Regions from separate parts of the Homo sapiens genome. Here region 1 is linked to region 2. Evidence: read pairs that join two places in POLR2A ChIA-PET (ENCODE). Cell type or tissue: PC-9. All regions are shown on one strand. Links, peaks and the distances in the headings refer to the core of each region. The heading gives the core; the rest is flanking DNA.

What was found. Peaks named below come from ENCODE experiments on the same cell type or tissue, not always from the same donor. Only the 100,000 strongest peaks of a DNase experiment are listed, where the experiment ranks them.
Region 1: POLR2A ChIA-PET joins it to region 2 with 16 read pairs; 2 of 35 experiments call an interaction of 5 or more read pairs at or near these places.

What each region holds. Positions count from the first base shown.
Region 1 is chr3:149,769,171-149,772,291 of GRCh38, forward strand. It overlaps ANKUB1 (ankyrin repeat and ubiquitin domain containing 1), which reads right to left. Exons shown (of 6, transcript NM_001144960.3): 4 at 1,390-1,504. Among named protein-coding and RNA genes, the nearest start is that of COMMD2, 18 kb to the left of the region's middle. In PC-9, for the core only: a CTCF peak has its summit at 2,710 (motif pointing left); no DNase peak of the experiment used is centred there.
Region 2 is chr3:149,574,940-149,578,060 of GRCh38, forward strand. The region is part of intron 2 of WWTR1 (WW domain containing transcription regulator 1); the gene reads right to left. Among named protein-coding and RNA genes, the nearest start is that of WWTR1-IT1, 75 kb to the right of the region's middle. RefSeq lists enhancers at 1-483, 484-1,110. In PC-9, for the core only: no CTCF peak of the experiment used is centred there; a DNase peak (open chromatin) is centred at 1,422; H3K4me3 peaks cover 1,014 bases; H3K27ac peaks cover 2,500 bases.

The DNA.
Region 1 (3,121 bases), core at 398-2,897, 190 kb after region 2:
CATGATTAAATCACCCATGAGGGGGCACTTTTCTAAAGTACTATTAAACCTACAGATTAGTGCAATTTATGTATTTGAGAAGCTGATGGCTGTATTAACACATTAAAATGACCGCCTGCCTCTCTGAACCAACCCTCCTCCTGCCCCAGCTATACCCGTTACACTTTATGTATAGCAAAAGTGTGAATGCTGGTAATAAATGCAGTTTGAAAAATTACATGTGAGCTTAGGAAGACGTGGCCAATGTTTTCAGCCAATTAACAAGTGTTTTCTTAAAGAATAACTGAATGTGAAATTGGCAAGATACAGACGTCCTTTGACTTATTATAGAGTTACGTCTTGATAAAAACCATCATACGCTGAAAGTATCATAAGTCTAAAATGCATTTAATACACCTAATCTACTGAACATCAAATCTTAGTCTAGCCTACCTTAATTAGCATACAGTTGGGCAAAATCATCTAACACAAAGCCTATATTATAATGTACTGTTGAATATATCCTATAATTTATTGAATGCTGTACTGAAAATGAAAAAGAATTGTTTTATGGGCACTGGAAGTTTGGTTTCTACTGAATTAATATCACTTTTACACCATTGTAAGTTGAAAAATCTAAGTTGAACCATCATAAGTTGTGGACTGTCTGTATTTATTCTGATAGTCTTTAAAAATGTTGCTGAAAGTCTCATATCTAAACCAAATCGAAGTCACCCATTTAATCACCATTTAATGACCTTTGAACAACATGAGTTTGAACTGTCAGGGTTCAGTTTGGGGATTTTCTTCCACCTCTGCCACACCTGAGACAGCAAGACAAACCCCTTCTCCTCTTTCTCCCCCTCAGCCTTATTCAACCTGAAGATTGAAGACCTTTATAATGATCCACATCCACTTAATGACTAGGAAATATATTTTCTTTTCCTTATGATTTTCTTAATATTTTCTTTTCTGTAGCTTACTTTATTGTAAGAATATGGTATATAATACATATACACAACGTGTTAATTGACTGTGTTATCAGTAAGGCTTCTGGTCAATGGTAGGCTATTAGTAGCTAAGTTTTGGGGAAGTCAAAAGTTATATGGGAATTTTCAACTGTATGGGGAGTTGGCATCCCTAACCCCTGCATTGTTCAAAGGTTAATTGTAGTTAGTATTTCCTGAGGAAAGTCTACCTGAATCGCAAGACTATCAGTCCTGATGGCATCCCTGCTGTTTTGTTCCAACAAATATGTCAATAATAATATTTGGTTGAGACATACTAAGTGGAACTGGCATAGAGCAGCACCCCAGCTGTAGAGTGAGTGAATTGCAGGCTCAAGGTATGATGGAAGTTTAGTAAAAATCACAGCACTTGCTAAGTTAATTTAAAATTAATTTCTCATACTTGAGTACTGGTCCTTCTTTTGATAAGTAGCGTTGGACTTTAAGTTTTTGTCCAAGGAGACAACCCATCAGAAATTCCTTCCATCCATCCCAGACATCCAAGCGAAGTGTTGTGCCTGTGGATCAAGAGAGGTGGTTTATGGTTCCAGTCCAGCAGTGTGGTTTGACAATCCATAAAACTTCTAATGGTAGCTTTCCCCAAACAGAGGCTTAGCTAGATGCAAAATGAAAAATAACCTTGGAACAAGGAGACAGGGATGGTATTTTTAGCATAGGCCATTATTGGCTTGGAAAAGCTGTTTGGCATCTGTGTATTACCATTTTCTCATCTGCTCAATGATGGCGTATAGCACTGAAGTATTTTTTTGCAGCTATCTTAAAACAGTCTTGTGGAGATTGACTCAATGCTGCTGTATATATTACCATGTAAACTGAAGCCATTATATTGGAAGAGGAAACTAAGGAACCTGTGGCAGGACAAACAGTCTTCTGGGGCCTTTAGCTTATGAGTGGGCTGTGAGGGAGTGGAAAGATGCTCACCAGCTAATTTGCTTGTTCTATCCTTTATGAAACAGGAGCTGTTCTCCGTTACAAACATTAAAGTAATTCACTGCTGCTGGAGAACTTATCACTTGCTTCTCCAAAGTCTACCCTTTCTGTGATACCACATTCCTTTTATCCTTCAGGCTGGTGTTTCCCAGGGATCTTTCCTCAGCCTTCCGTTCTTCTCAATTTACGCAAGTTCCCTGGGGATTAAACCCAGCCTTCTCCCTATGTGAACCAACCTAGCTCACTTACCTCTCTTCACTCTGCTTCATTCATTTATTATGGCCACCTTGACCTTTCACCTGTCCTCACACCAAGTCTACTCCCATCTCAGGACCTAATGACTTACAATTTTTTGATTGAAAGGATCTTCATCAGATTTTCACAGGACTGTGTCCTTTTTATTCAGTTTTCACTTCAACCATAGCTAAAGCAATCTCTGCCATCACTACCTCCTCACCTTCATTACTTTGTATCCCATGACTTTATTTTAACTTGTTTATTGCCCCTGTCATCAGTATTTGAAATCATTTTATTTGCTTGAAGATTTTTTTTTCATGCTCCCATTAAGAAGAAAATTCCTTCACGACTTGCCGTATAGCCTGACACTTGGTAGGTGCTCACTAAATACTTGATAGCTGATTAATTGTCAATCTTAGTGGCGATGATAGCTTCATTGACCACCCAGGTGTCACTCATTCCCAAGTCCCAATCTCCAGCCCAGCCTCTGCTCCAGCTCCAGACTCCCCCTGCTGGCGATATTACCAAAGAAGGGATTGCACTACAACCCCATCATTCTAAAAGACCACTCATTATCTTTCACCCAACCTGCTTTTTCTCCTGCATTTTTTTTTCTCAGTGAGTGGTACATCTATTTTGCTACCTAAGCCATATATTAGAGAGTTTTCCTCCATCCTTCCTTTTTTTTTTTTTTTTTTTAGACGGAGTCTTTCTCTGTCACCCAGGCTGGGGTGCAGTGGCACAATCTTGGCTCACTGCAACCTCTGCCTCCCAGGCTCAAGTGATTCTCCTGCCTCACCCTCTCAAGTAGCTGGATTACAGGCCACCATGCTCAGCTAAATTTTTTTGTATGTTTAGTAGAGAAGGGGTTTCACCATGTTGGTCAGGCTAATCTCGAACTCCTAACTTCAAACGATCCATCCGCCTTGGCCTCCCACAGTGCTGGA
Region 2 (3,121 bases), core at 215-2,714:
TAAAAAGTAGCCGGCATGGTGATGCACGCGTGTAACCCCAGCTACTCGGGAGGCTGAGACAGGAGAATCGCTTGAACCCGGGAGGTGGAGGTTGCAGTGAGTTGGGATCATGCCACTGCACTCCAGCCTAGGCAGCAGAGTGAGACTCCATCCCCCCCAAAAAAAAAAGATGGGGAAATACTGAAGTAAAGAGATGAAAATCATTTCCCTAAGTATAAAGTAAATAATAATAAAAACAATAGTTTTAGTTTACACTTTCAGTTTCACAATTGTAGTTCTGTTTAAAGCTTTCATAAAATCCATCAACTTCTGGGCAGGTGGAAACTCATAGCCAGCCTCAGGCTTGTCACAGGCCTTCCAAGTGAGGAACTAATTGATGAGGATGTCAAAATTAAGTAACTCCCTTTAGCAAAATAATTAGACCTAAGAAATGCTTTGATTATTCCTTCAGAACTCATTCTATTAAAGCAGCATGTTTTCCAAGGCAGACATGTGCTACATAAATAGTTTTCACTCTGGTACCAGAAGGAAAAGAATCCTTCTCTCTTTCATAAACCTTTCTTAGACTCTCTGACATCATGGATATTGATGCTGTGCTAGAACCAACATCAGCACAGGCCCCGGTGAGATGTGGAAATATACATCATTTGCTGGAAGATGTTCAAGGACACTTCCGTGGTCAGAATTTCAGCTACCAGCTCTAGGAATAATACAGGAGCTGGAATGATGCATTCCTAAATGCTCGTCCCCCACTCTCCCCTCCCGTTCTGAACAAGTGGGCTGTGGCTCCTGAATGCGGCAAGAGCAGGAACATCTAGCATAGGAAGCCCAGCATCTGAAGTGGCAGATGAGCTCATCTTGCCCCAGGAGTGCCAGCACAGCTTGCCAGCCTAAATCCCCTGGGACAGAGTGTGGGGCCTTCTGGGTGGACCTCATCCTGACAGTTCTGACCGAGCTTACCCATGGCTTGAAGTCCCAGCACTCCTGCAGTGCAGTGGGAGCCTCCACGGCCCACCCTTCAAACTCCACACCCAGCCAACACATTTAAAGGAGTTTTGTTCCCAGTGGATTTGTTAATTAAAAGTGTCACTCACAGCATTCCCCAAAGGCTGGAGTACAAGAGGGAGCCTTTCTTAAGTGAGCAGTTCTCATTGCTCCAAAACAACTCTGAGAAGAAAGCCCAAATTCCTGGCTCTGCAGACCAGTCGACCTGACATCAGCTGTAAGGCTGCGCTAACATGGTGTCAAGAGTGGCTCCCAGGCTGAATGCAACAAGTAAGAGTGAGCTATTGCTCACAAGAGGCACTTAATACAGCCTTGATGATTTCATCTGAAAACTAAATTCTCCTATTGTTCTAATCACTTAGTGCCTCAGGCTCCAGCTCCCCCTACTTCCCACCACTTCCCAAACCCAGGATACGCCATTCACTCTTTCACTCTGCTGTCTCATCTCTGCTCCCTCTCTCAATGTTACTGAGTCATTTCCTTTCTCGTATTTCACAGTGTAATCTCAGTGTTTGCCAGGACCCACAATTTAGCTAGATTAATCCCCACTTCCCCGCTACTCCCACCTCCTTCCTGGCTTCACTCCCTTGCTTAGTCTACTTCAAGAAAAACTCTCTGCTGTTTTAAAAGTATAACTTCCCTTGGAAATGCACACACATATACAAATATATTTAACCTGCCTATATATGTGTATTGTATAAATACATACACTGTACAGGTTTCATATTTGAAAATGGAACAAAAAAGGAAAAAGAAACATATCAAACTATTTATGGTGATATATGCAAATAACAGGCTCACTGGTAATTTTTTTTTTCTTATCTAAACTGCTTTGTACTTTCCAGATTTTTAGCAGTGATTATGTATTGTTTTCACAACCAGTAAAAACAAAAATACTAATGAAGGTACAAAAAGACAAAAAAGAAAATTGATGCATGAATACACAGGTCATAAGGTATAAGCAGCACTTTGGGAGGCCGAGGTGGGCAGATCACCTGAGGTTGGGAGTTCGAGACCAGCCTGACCAACATGGAGAAGCCCTGTCTCTACTAAAAATACAAAATTAGCCGGCTGTGGTGGCACATGCCTGTAATCCCAGCTACTCAGGAGGCTGAGGCAGGAGAATTGCTTGAACCCAGGAGGCGGAGATTGTGGTGAGCCGAGATCGCACCATTGCACTCCAGCCTGGGCAACAAGAGAGAAACTCAGTCTCAAAGAACAAACAAACAAACAAACAAAAAGAGTTCCTGAAGATAAACTACACTTTTGGCTCCTATCTTCGTGTGGCTCAAATCAGGGGACAAATGGAATCAATCACCTGATCCCATGCTGTTTATAAAGAAAAAGAATAGCAGTTCCTACGGGGAAGAAAAGCTTTTCTTGACAGTAAACATTTTTTTCCTCGACTTAAAAAAAAGAAAAATCCTCTACAAGTGCTTCCCATGGAGAGCCCTGGTGGTATGTGGGGTTAACGGTACCTGTAACAAATATAAGCGGGAGTGGGCTTTTTCCCCTTCCTTCAAGAGCCCCTTGGACCACTACTTCCCAGACAGCCTCCTTCTCTCAGTCCCAGAAAGACCAACCAATTCCTGGCCTCCAATTACATTATGAGTCTCTGCTTAGAGAACTGCCCAGGTTGGACAAAAGCATGGAGTTTGCTAAGGGGCAAGAAAGGTCACCACGTCTCTGAGAAGATATTTGGCTGGAAATGGTAGGTTATGAAAAACCATGTCGTGTGAAATCAGTTTTCCCTCATGGATTAATATTTTCCTCCAGAAAGACGCAAATGTAGAAAGCCATTTTATTTAACAGGTAAATTGTGTGTTTGGGGTTAAAATGTTTTGAAATTGGTGGGGTGGCACTCCCACCCTCCAAGTCACCCTCCCCTCAGACTGGCCTCCCCATCAGCCTGCGGAGGGGGTGTTAACTTTGCTCCAGTTTCCTCCTCTCAAGCCACTGCTACCTCCTTCTACCTCCTTCATGACCTTTCACCTTGATGAGGGCAATGGCCTCTGGGCTTCCCTTCTGCCAATCTTTCTGGTTTTCCTCCCTTCCTCCTTCCCTCCCCCCACCCTCTCTGCCTGACAATCCATTCACTATCTCACCTCCAGGCACA